Linked DNA regions of Homo sapiens: region 2 is linked to region 1. A link is an interaction called in ENCODE POLR2A ChIA-PET data of the cell type or tissue named here. Cell type or tissue: MCF 10A. All regions are shown on one strand. Each heading gives the region's core, and the rest is flanking DNA. Links, peaks and the distances in the headings are about the cores only.

What was found. Peaks named below come from ENCODE experiments on the same cell type or tissue, not always from the same donor. Only the 100,000 strongest peaks of a DNase experiment are listed, where the experiment ranks them.
Region 2: POLR2A ChIA-PET joins it to region 1 with 5 read pairs; 1 of 35 experiments calls an interaction of 5 or more read pairs at or near these places.

What each region holds. Positions count from the first base shown.
Region 1 is chr1:155,938,658-155,944,028 of GRCh38, reverse strand. RXFP4 (relaxin family peptide/INSL5 receptor 4) reads right to left here and starts at 2,391. Exons shown (of 1, transcript NM_181885.3): 1 at 942-2,391. The coding sequence starts at 2,319. The coding sequence ends at 1,195. RefSeq lists an enhancer at 1,838-2,337 and a silencer at 2,657-2,951. In MCF 10A, for the core only: no CTCF peak of the experiment used is centred there; DNase peaks (open chromatin) are centred at 2,468 and 3,118.
Region 2 is chr1:154,788,850-154,794,220 of GRCh38, reverse strand. The region is part of intron 2 of KCNN3 (potassium calcium-activated channel subfamily N member 3); the gene reads left to right. Among named protein-coding and RNA genes, the nearest start is that of KCNN3, 79 kb to the left of the region's middle. RefSeq lists an enhancer at 2,447-2,756. In MCF 10A, for the core only: no CTCF peak of the experiment used is centred there; a DNase peak (open chromatin) is centred at 2,330.

The DNA of each region.
Region 1 (5,371 bases), core at 372-5,371:
CTGGCCAATATGGTGAAACTCTGTCTCTATTAAAAATTACAAAAAATTGGCCAGGCATGGTAGCGGGAGCCTGTAGTCCCAGCTACTCGGGAGGCTGAGGCAGGAGAATCGCTTGAACCCGGGAAGCGGAGGTTGCAGTGAGCTGAGATCACACCACTGCACTCCAGCCTGGGCGACAGAACGAGACTCTGTCTCAAACAAACAAACAAACAAACAAGAATAATAGCTAACAGTATATTTCACTGTTAAATCTTTAGTAGCCCATTTTACAGTTGAGAACAGTGAGGTACAAAGAGGTAAAGTAATTTGCTGGAGGTAAAGCTGTGAATCCAGGTGCTCTGACACTCAAATTGATACTCTGGGCTTTGCATTTGGGGCAGGGAGGACTAGCACCACTTTCTGAGGTCTCTGCTTTTCTGGCTCTACCTGCAGCCTGTTCTCCCAGCCCCCTCCCCTCTTTAATCGCTCACCTCCCTTCACCCCACCCATGTCTTTGACTTGTCATTATCTTCACTTCTTTCAAATCCTGATTTAAAGGGAGACACACAGGCACTCCCGTCAGCACCAGGGTTTTACACCCAGGGCCTGGCAGGTGCTGGAAATTCCAGCAATACCCCACACCTGGCATCCCTTCAAGGGAACTACAGCTTTTGCAGCTGAGGCCTCTGCAGGCAGCAAGTTTCAGTGGTCACCACTGAGATGGTAAGGTGAGGACAGGGGAAGCTGGCATTTTTGGCCTTGATACCGGAGAAAGACAAGGGATACCCTGTTTTGAGGTGGGGGGTGGGTACAGAGAGAGATGGGCACTGACCTCTGATTCATTAGCCTAGAACCCTTAGGGAAGTTTTCCTAGGTATTCTTGCAGAAAGCAGAAATGGAGCAACGAATCCTTTTGTTCCATACTGAACTGGAGGTGGAACTGGGATAAAAGGTCAAGACAATTTGTGGATAATCCAGAGGTTTATTCTCAGATCCTCTTCTTTCCCATCTCCAAATAAAGACTTAAGCTTTGTCACATCCAGCTCTGATCTGAGCCCCCGCCTCCCCCATTCACCACACCCAGAGTTGGGGATCAAAGATCAGACTTTTCCCTGAGGGCACTGCAGCCTGGCAGAGAGGGCAGCTTCTCCCCAGGACTCAAGGATCCTACACTTGGTGGATCTCAGAAAGAGGAGTGTGTTCAGCTTGCGCCCTTCACCCGGGTGTCCCTCTGTCCAGGTTGGTGAGCAGGGTAGAAGGGCGGCTCTCCCGGGGGTTGCTTGCGACCCACCGCCTGCCTACCTGCTTTAGGGCCACCTGTTGCACCCAGCCTCCGCCCTGGGGCCACAGCCTCAACCGCAGATCCCTGAAGGTGCCTGCCAGAGCCTGCCGGGGCTCCCGCCTCAGGAGACAGTACAGCACAGGGTTGAGGCAGCTATTGCTGTGTGCCAAGCAAGTAGTGACAGGGAAGACATACGTCTGGATAGTATAGAAAGTACTGTTCCAGGGCACCAGGTCAAACTTCACCAGGACACCCCAGAGAGTGACCACATGGTTGGGAAACCAGCAGAGGAAGAAGGAAGCCACCAGGATGCGGACAGAGCGGGCCACGACCCTGCTGTCCTGCCGCCGCCGTTGCCGCCGCTGCAGGAAGGCCAGCAGCAGCAGGTAGCTGGTGGTGATGACGCCCAAGGGCACCATGAAAGCCAGCACCACCCTCTGCAGCTGGTAGGCCCCCAGCCAGTACCTGCTGGGGAAACGCAGCAGGCAAAGGCGCACACCACACACCTCACCCTCCACCCCGAAGACAGCTGTGGGCACCGTCACCAGGGCAGCCGCCGCCCACACTGCCAGGGTGGCTATTCGGGCCCAGAAGAGTGAGAGGTGGGTGCCTGGCCCCGCAGCCATGGCCACCACCCAGTAGCGAGCAACGCTCAGCGCTGTGATGAGGAAGATGCTGGCATAGACGTTGAGGACAGTGGCCGTCAGAACCATCTTGCAGAGGGCACCTCCGAAGGGCCAGTGAAAGTCCAGTGCCGACTCGGCTGCCCAAAAGGGGAGAGTGAGTGCCAGTCCCAGGTCCGCCAGAGCCAGGTTGAAGACGAAGGTGTCTGAAGGTGGGCCAGGGGCTCTCCGGGCACAGTTACTCAGTACCCACAGCACCGCCAAATTTCCCAGCAAGCCAATGGCCCCCACAAGCCCATAGGCCAGGGCAACCATGAGCCTCAGGGCTAGGAATTTGACAGGCATCGGAGCATCATCAGCACTCAGCACACTGCCTCCGGAGGCATTGGCCCAGAAGAATGTGGGTGGAGAGGCAGAAGTATTGAGTGTGGGCATCGCAGGGCATCAGAGATTGGTGGTGCTGAGAAGAGAGGTCTGCAAGTGTCTGCCAGACTGGCAGAGGCCACTGAAGGCTCTAGGAAGGAGGCTGTAGAATTAAGTGCTTCTCTGGGGCCTCTGGTGAGCCCTGGCCCACGCCCACACCTCAGAGGGAGGGGTGTGGAAAGGACAACCCACCACCTTCCTGTTGGTCAAGATTGGTGGTAGGTGGGGCAGGGCGAGGCACAGCCTGAATGCCAGGGTATATGTGCATGCGCCCGCCTGTAAGAGGGGCTCTAAATGGCAGAGAGGGAGGGGAGAAGGGAGAGTTACCCCGCTATGGAGGGCAGCCCCAAGCCTCCACCCCAGGGAGAGAGCTGGAGGTTCCCTGTCCCAGAGATGACAGGAACCAAACTAGAGCTGCCTCTGTTCCTAACAGTGCAGAGGCCTCCCTCCTCTGCAGAAAGTGTTCCCTTGGGGCCCAAAGCAAGGGGCCTGGGAGGTGGCATAGAGGCAGGGAATCAGCATGGGTGTCCAAGAGAGGAAAGAGCGGAGGCTGCGGAGTCCCAGACCTGCTGCTCACTAGCCGTGTGACTGGGAGAGTTACTTTACTCCCCTAAGCCTGTTTTCTTGCTTAAAATTTTCAGGTAAGTCTGCTTCACAGGAGTGGCATGATGCAATGAGAGAACACATGTGAAATAGCAATTTGTATGAATATTATTTCAAAGGAGAAGTTTGGGGTGTTTGTGGCAGAAGGGTACTGAGAGGCTATTACCATGCCCAGGGAACAGTGCCAACTAAAACAGGTTGGAATTCATCTCAGCAGCAGTGACCTTGAGGCTAAGAGCAGGGAGGGAAAAGAGAGAGGAAGTCACAGCTTCCTGTTTCCTCCCCACTGGGAACACTGGGCCTATGAGGGCCTGTGTGGACCTGGGCATGCCCTCAGTTCTGTTCCTGCTCCTGATAATTAAACATTCCTGCTAACCTCTATCGCCGCCTTTCCCCCCTTTCCTGCTCTAGTCTGTGGACAGAGCTCAGCGGTCCCCCTACTCTCTCCTGCAAACCCCATGTCAGAGCTAAGGATCCTGAGATACGCCCTCACCACACCTCATCCTGTCTCCCCATGATCTCAATCATAACTGGAAAAAAAAAATGCTTCATTGGGCCCTCCCCTTTCATTGCCTACATCTCTACCTACTGCAGAAGGAGCTGAGGTGGGGACAAAGAGAAGGCAGGAGGTGGATAGGTAAAAGAGTAAGGCTTTCTCAAGGATTCCAATATATTCAGCCCCTTCTTGCCCTCTGCCAGCTAATTAAGATAACGTTCGATGTTCAGTTCCTTTGGAGTGCTGAGGGAAGAGAGGGGCCCTTTGCGACAATAAATCAGCAGTGGGCTTGTGAACACATAGGAGAAACCCAGAGGTGAGAGTGATACAGGCTGGGTGCCAACATGTTGGGGCTTTCGAACCAGGGATGAGTATAAAGGGGGTGGCAGAAGGGGAGTGCCCAGCCCAAGGTCAGGTGAGCCCCACAGGCTACCTTCTGGCCTCATGGCTGCTCCTGTGTGACTGTGTCATCACTGTCTCTCGGGGCCATGTCTACTCCTCTGCCCACCCAGAATCACCCTGCTAATCTGGCAATTAAGATAACTGCTTGGCCAGACGAGGTGGCTCATGCCTGTAATCCCAGCACTTTGGGAGGCCGAGGTGAGCGAATCACCTGAGGTCGGGAGTTCAAGACCAGCCTGACCAACATGGGGAAAGCCCGTCTCTACTAAAAATACAAAATTAGTGGCGCGTGGTGGCGAGTGCCTGTAATCACAGCTACTCGGGAGGCTGAGGCAGGAGAATCACTTGAACCCGGGAGGCAGAGATTTTGGTGAGCTGAGATCACACCACTGCACTCCAGCCTGGGCGACAGAGCGAGACTCCATCTCAAAAAAAAAAAAAAATTTTTTTTCTTTTTTTCTTTTTTTTTTGGTTGAGAAGAGGTCTCACTCTGTCACCCAGGCTGGAGTGCAGTGGCACAATCTTGGCTCAGTGCCTCGACCTCCCCAGGCTCAGGTGATCCTCCTACCTCAGCCACAGGAATGTGCTACCACACAGGCTAATTTTTGTATTTTTAGGAGAGATGGGGTATCCCTATGTTGCCCAGGATTGTCTTGAACTCCTGGGCTCAAGCAACCCTCTCACCTCACCCTCCCAAAGTGCTGGGATTACAGCCATAAGCCACCACGCCTAGCATCAAAAATATTCTTGAAATGACCTCAGGTGATCCTCCTGCCTTGGCCTCCCAAAGTGCTGGGATTACAGGCATGTCAGGAGATCGAGACCATCCTGGCTAACATGGTGAAACCCCATCTCTAAAAAAAAAAAATACAAAAATTAGCCGGGTGTGGTGGCAGGTGCCTGTAGTCCCAGCTACTCGGGAGGCTGAGGCAGGAGAATGGTATGAACCCGGGAGGTGGAGCTTGCAGTGAGCCGAGATCGTGCCACTGCACTCCAGCCTGGGCGACAGAGTGAGACTCCGTCTCAAAAAAAAAAAAAAAAAAAAATCAGCTGGTCATGGTGACACTTTGGGAGGCTGAGGCGAATGGATTGCTTGAGCCCAGTAATTCAAGACCAGTCTGGGCAACATGGCAAAACCCCATCTCTACAAAAGATAACAAAAAATTAGCCAGGCATGGTGGTTCATGCCTGTGGTTCCAGCTACTTGGTTCCAGCTACTCTACTAAAAATACAAAACAACAACAACAAAAAATTAGCTGGGCGTGGTGGCGGGCACCTGTGATGTGGGAGGATCACCTGAGACTGGGAGGTCAAAGCTGGAGTGAGCTGTGATCATGCCACCGCACTCCAGCCTGGGTGACAGAGTGAGACCCCCGTCTCAAAAAAAAAAAAAAACCCACAAAAAACAAAAAAACACTGGGTAACCTCATGGCAATCCAAGCACATGGCACAAAGTATAGCCAGGCCTCATAGGGGCTAGAAATGGGGCTATACACTCTAATTCTTTTTGAATAGCTGCTCCATTATTCTTTTTGAATAGCTGCTCCATTATTCTTTTTGATA
Region 2 (5,371 bases), core at 315-5,314, 1.1 Mb after region 1:
TAAAATTACAACTGTGGTAAGTACTCCAAGGAGCCTAGATTGATCCAGTCAGAGGATGAATAGGATTAACTTGACATAGAGTGAAGGGAAGAACATTCTAGGCAGAGGGAACAGCATTCGGAAAGATTGTGTGTCAAGAAGGAGATGAGCACAACAGCCTTGGTGGTCCTGGGAAGAGGATTTGTCTACATTCTACGCACAACAGGAAACCACCAGGCAGAACCTCTAGCCCTGGGACAGTGCTGTGCACATTCGAGGGCTGGATGCATCAGTGAGGAACAAAGGCATGCATGGGGGAAAGGATCCAGTGTGATGGAATGACGGATGCTCTCCCACCCAGATTATGTGCAAACCCTGGAATGAATCCGCCTCCACACTGACTTTGGAGATCTGGGGCAGGTCGGGTTTCCAACTGCAGGTCTTTAGTATTCCTTGACTAAGTCAGCTTAGTCAACTACGTTAACGAGGTCAAGTCAAGCTAAGTTAACTACTCCAGCCATTCTTAGAGGTATTTCACTGCAGGCTTTTTGTGTTCTATTTCTGCCTTTCCCCCCACAACAGTTGGGTAACAGTCCCCAGCATAGTGAATAAGTTCTGTAAGATTTAATATTGATTTGTTGGAGTTTTTAAAAATTGAAAGTATAATTAATGATTTATTGCTACTTTGCAGTTTGCATTAATCACTGTCATTAATGGTAATCCTTTTAGGTGGTTTATAACTTTTAAATGGAGTCTGTTAATTCCCAAGCCTGGTGGCTTTGTCTCTAGGCTGCATTGGGGTCTGCCACCCTCCCATGCCCCCGACATCCCTCCCCATCACCCCATTTGCTTTAAGATACAGGGATGAAACTCCAGGTGTAAACTTTTCAGGGTCAGCCTCTTACCAAGGAACAGACATTTGGGTACCTTCCTGGCCAAGAGGAGGGGTGGTGCACAAGCTGGCTCTGGGCCTTTGCTGTGGGCAGAGAGAACCAGGCCACTGCTAGCTCTTCAACCCACTACTTCATTTACAACTCTCTGACTTTGTATTCCCTGGTTTGCATGTCTGACACCTCACTTGGCACATGATTTATTACAGCTTTTCAATAGCCCGTTCTTTCTGATTGACCTGTCCATCTCCATTTGGAGTGGAAAGATTGGCTTCTAGGTGTTTGTGGTGAGAATATTCCTGAGTGCGATGGTTTGGGGTTAGGAGCTTCCTGCTCTTGGTACAGAACCGAGGACCACAACTAAAGGAACTCCCCTTTCTCTGGCTGGGAAATGAAAAGGGTGGGGAAATACACACTAGAAGTTGCCTGAGACCTGGCTGAAGGAGAGAAACTTTCTGTTTTGCCAACACCTTCAGGGATAGAAAAAAAATCAAACTTCTGCCTGCATCACAGGCAAGGGAAGGCAGCTCAATGGAAACAGCATGAAAAGAACTTCGGAGCCCATATAGGTCAATCCCCTGCTTCTGGGGTGGGCATTCTCTCCCACATGAATAGGTCCAGATTTCATTTTGAAAACATTTCCCTGGGAGGAATCTTCCCTCAAATTCTCTCTCTTTCCGTCTCTACCCTTCTTCAAGGTTTGACAATCTCTCTAACCAAAATCCCTCTTGCTGTAGTTAGAGCCTCTTAGGGACCAGTTAAACTGGAATAAGGGATGGCCATAACAAAACATGCAAATTCCTTTTCCTTTTAAAGAGAAATATGTCTCCTGGATATTACCTGAATAAACCCATCAGCTTGCTGTTACTTTTCTGGGATTATACTTGATGAGGATGGTTGCAGAAAGTCCTGTAAACATCTTCTATAGTCTGTATGGGGAGGACAAGTCCCACCTGTTTCCAGTGGAACATTCTGATTCCTGTTGTTACTCTATATTTACAGAGTGGGCTCCACTAAGAGCCCACCTCCTTCTGTCACTGGTGGAAAGGCTATTTAATATGATCCCAATTAGAGGGAGGAGGATCTGGGATGGTTGTTGGAACATGGCAGACGGGGGAGACCCGGAGGGAATAAACCACCCCAGGATGCTGTGTGACCACCTGACCCTCTGCAAAGCAGCATCGTGGCACTCTGTTCCCTTTCAAGGTTCCCACAGTGAGTGCCACCCATTTTTACCACAATGGCAACAGGATTTATGCTCCCACCCACTCTCAGTTCTGAACTTTCTATGGCTTTGCCCCTCATTGGTCATAAAACACGTGTCACCTGCCTCTCTGACTTGGCTTTTCTTGCAATTACATGGTTTCCTTTGCGATCTTCCTGGCCAGTGGAAGCAGAAGGATGCTTTTACAGACAGGGTATTATAGATGGGTTGGCAGATGAGGTGATTTCTGAGGGCCTGGCACAATGCCCAAAGGGACGTGAGTCAGCTCTCAGAGGAGGTTTGGTTTTTCCTTCCAAATTCATACAAACAGCAGTGAAGTTTAAAAGATCCTCAAGTGGATTACAACCCCCATTCATTTGGCAGCAGAGGAGCACAACTGTCAAAAAGTCCAGGTACTTTAAGCTGTGGAAGAGGCACAGAGTCACTCTCAAGTTGGACAGGGCTTCAAGCTATTTCTAAAATTAACATCGGGGCCTTTCGTTCCCTTTCGAGGTTCCTTTGAGGAATGGGTGAAAGCCACCTCTTCTTGACCACAGCAGTGACTGGATTTATTTTTGTCCTGTCTTCCTCCTCCACATTCTCAGTTCTCGAGGCTTTTTATTGTTTTTGGTTTTAGCCAGGCTTGGGCTGGTTGCTTACTCTCCGGTGTGCAGGGCTTCTAGAAGTGTTAGCCACAGCCAGCGGGAGGCAGCCGATCACCCATCCCACCTGCTGAGCTGTCGCGGGCAGACATCTGTTGAGCTCCTCCCCAGCACCAGCCGCAAGAATGTACCTGATGTGGTCTTTGCTCTGCAAGAGCTCTCAGTTTAGAGCAGTCTTTTTGAGAAAAAAAAAAAAAAAGTGGTATGATACACGTAATATAAAATACCATCCTAACTTGTTTTTTTTTTTTTTTTTTGAGATGGAGTCTCACTCTGTCACCCAGGCTGGAGTGCGGTGGTGCGATCTTGACTCGCTGCAACCTCTGCCTCCCAGGTTCAAGTGATTCTCCTGCCTCAGCCTCCCTAGTAGCTGGGATTACAGACATGCACCACCATGCCCAGCTAATTTTTGTATTTTTAGTAGAGATGGGGTTTTACCATGTTGGCCAGGCTGGTCTCGAACTCCTGACCTCAGGTGATCCACTCACCTCGGCCTCCCAAAGTGCTGGGATTACAGGCGTGAGCCACCACACTTGGCCTCATCCTAACCATTTTTAAGTATATAGTTCAGTGATGTTATGTTTACTCATATTGATGTGCAAACAATCTCCAGAACTCTTGTCTCCTGCAAACCTGAAATTCTGTACAGTATATACATGGGGGATGTGTTCCAAGATCCCTGGTGGATGTCTAAAACTGCAGATAGTACCGAATCCTACAGAGAGAGATAGTCCCAGATTTAACGATGATTTGACTTAAGATTTGTCGACTTTATGATGGTGTGAAAGCAACACACATTCAGCAGGAACTGTACTTTGAATTTTGAATTTTGATCTTTTCCTGGGCTAGTGGTATGCGGCATGATATTCTCTTGTGATGTTGGGCAGCGGCAGAGAGCCCCGGTCAGCCCTGTGATCACGAGGGTCAGCAACTGATACAGTACTCTACCGTTTACAGTGTTCAGTAAATCACATGAGATATTCAATGCTTTATTATAAAATAGGCTTTGTGATAGATGATTTTGCTCAAATGTAGGCTAATGTAAGTGTTCTGAGCACACAAGGCAGGCTAGGTTAAGCTGTGACATTCGGTAGGTTAGGTGTATTAAATGCATTTTCTACTTACAATATTTTCAATTTACAACGGGCTCATCAGGACGTGACCCATCATAAGTTAAGGAGTATCTGTAATGCTGCAATGAACATGGGTGTGCAAACATCCCTTTGATACTCTGCTTTTAAAAGCAAGTGTTCTTGGCTGGGCATGGTGGCTCACGCCTGTAATCCCAGCACTTTGGGAGGCCGAGGCGGGCAGATCACCTGAGATCAGGAGTTCGAGACCAGCCTGGCCAACATATATGTTGCCATATATGTAGCGAATCCTCATTTCTCTACTAAAAAATGCAAAAAATTAGCTGGGCATTGTAGTGCATGCCTGTAGTCCCAGCCACTTGGGAAGCTGAGGCAGGAGAATTGCTTGAACCCAGGAGGCAGAGGTTGCAGTGAGCCAAGATCGCACCACTGCACTCCTCCAGCCTGGGCGACAGAGCGAGACTCTGTCTCTCAAAACAAACAAACAAACAAACAAACAAACAAAAAAAGCAAGCATTCCTAACCTGGGGCCCGTGAACTCCCAGAAACTAGCTGCAATACATGGTGTGTTTCTGTAAATGCTTCTTGTTCTAGGGAAAGCAAATTCATAGCTCGCATCAGGTTTTCAGTGGGCTTAGGATGTCAGGAGGGCTCAGTCTAGAGAGTAACAAAAGCAGCACCTCCTTCGGAATCCCCCAAGGCCCTGCCTGTCCTGAGTGCCGCCTCTCCGATGGCAGGGCAGGTGTGAAGGAGCAAGTCATTCACTTCTTGGTTCCTGTCCCAGCTGTGCCATTTACTACCTGGGTGACACTTGGCAGTTCAGCTGACGTCTTGGAGCCCTAGTCTTCAAATCTGTAAAATAGAAATAATGACAACGTCTTCCTAGGATTGTTAGGAAGATTAAACTAGATTTAGCACAATGGTCAAAAGCATAATGTGGTAGGCTGAATCATAATGCCCCCCCCTGCCCCACCGACCACCACCCTGCCAAAATATCCAGCTCCTAATCCCTGGATATCCTGGCAAAAGGGACTTTGCAGGATGTGGTTAAATGAAGGATCTTGAGATGGAGGAGAGTATCCTGGGTTATCCAGGTGGGATCTAAACGTAATCACAAGTGTCTTTGTGAAAAGGGAGGCAGAGGAAGCTACCGAAGAGGAAGCAGGACGAGTGATGGTGAAGCAGGAGGCTGGAGTGGTGGGAGAAGAGGCTACGAGGCAGGGAAGGCAGGCCCTCTCTGGAAGCTGGAAAAGCAAGGAAACGGATTCCCCCGCCTGATCTTCGGGAAGGAGCCAGCCCTGCGGACAACCTCCACGTTAGTCTAGTGAAACTGATTCCACACATCTGGCCTCCGGAGCTGTAATATAATAAATCTGTGTTGTTTTAAGTAATGTGTTACAGCAGCAATAAGAAATGAGTGTACGTGGACTCTGGGGCCAGACTGCCTGGGTCTGAGTAAACCACTTACCAGCTGTGTGACCTTGGGCATGTCACTTAATCTCTTCATGCCTCAGTTTCCTCATCTTTCAATAATAAGGCCCACCA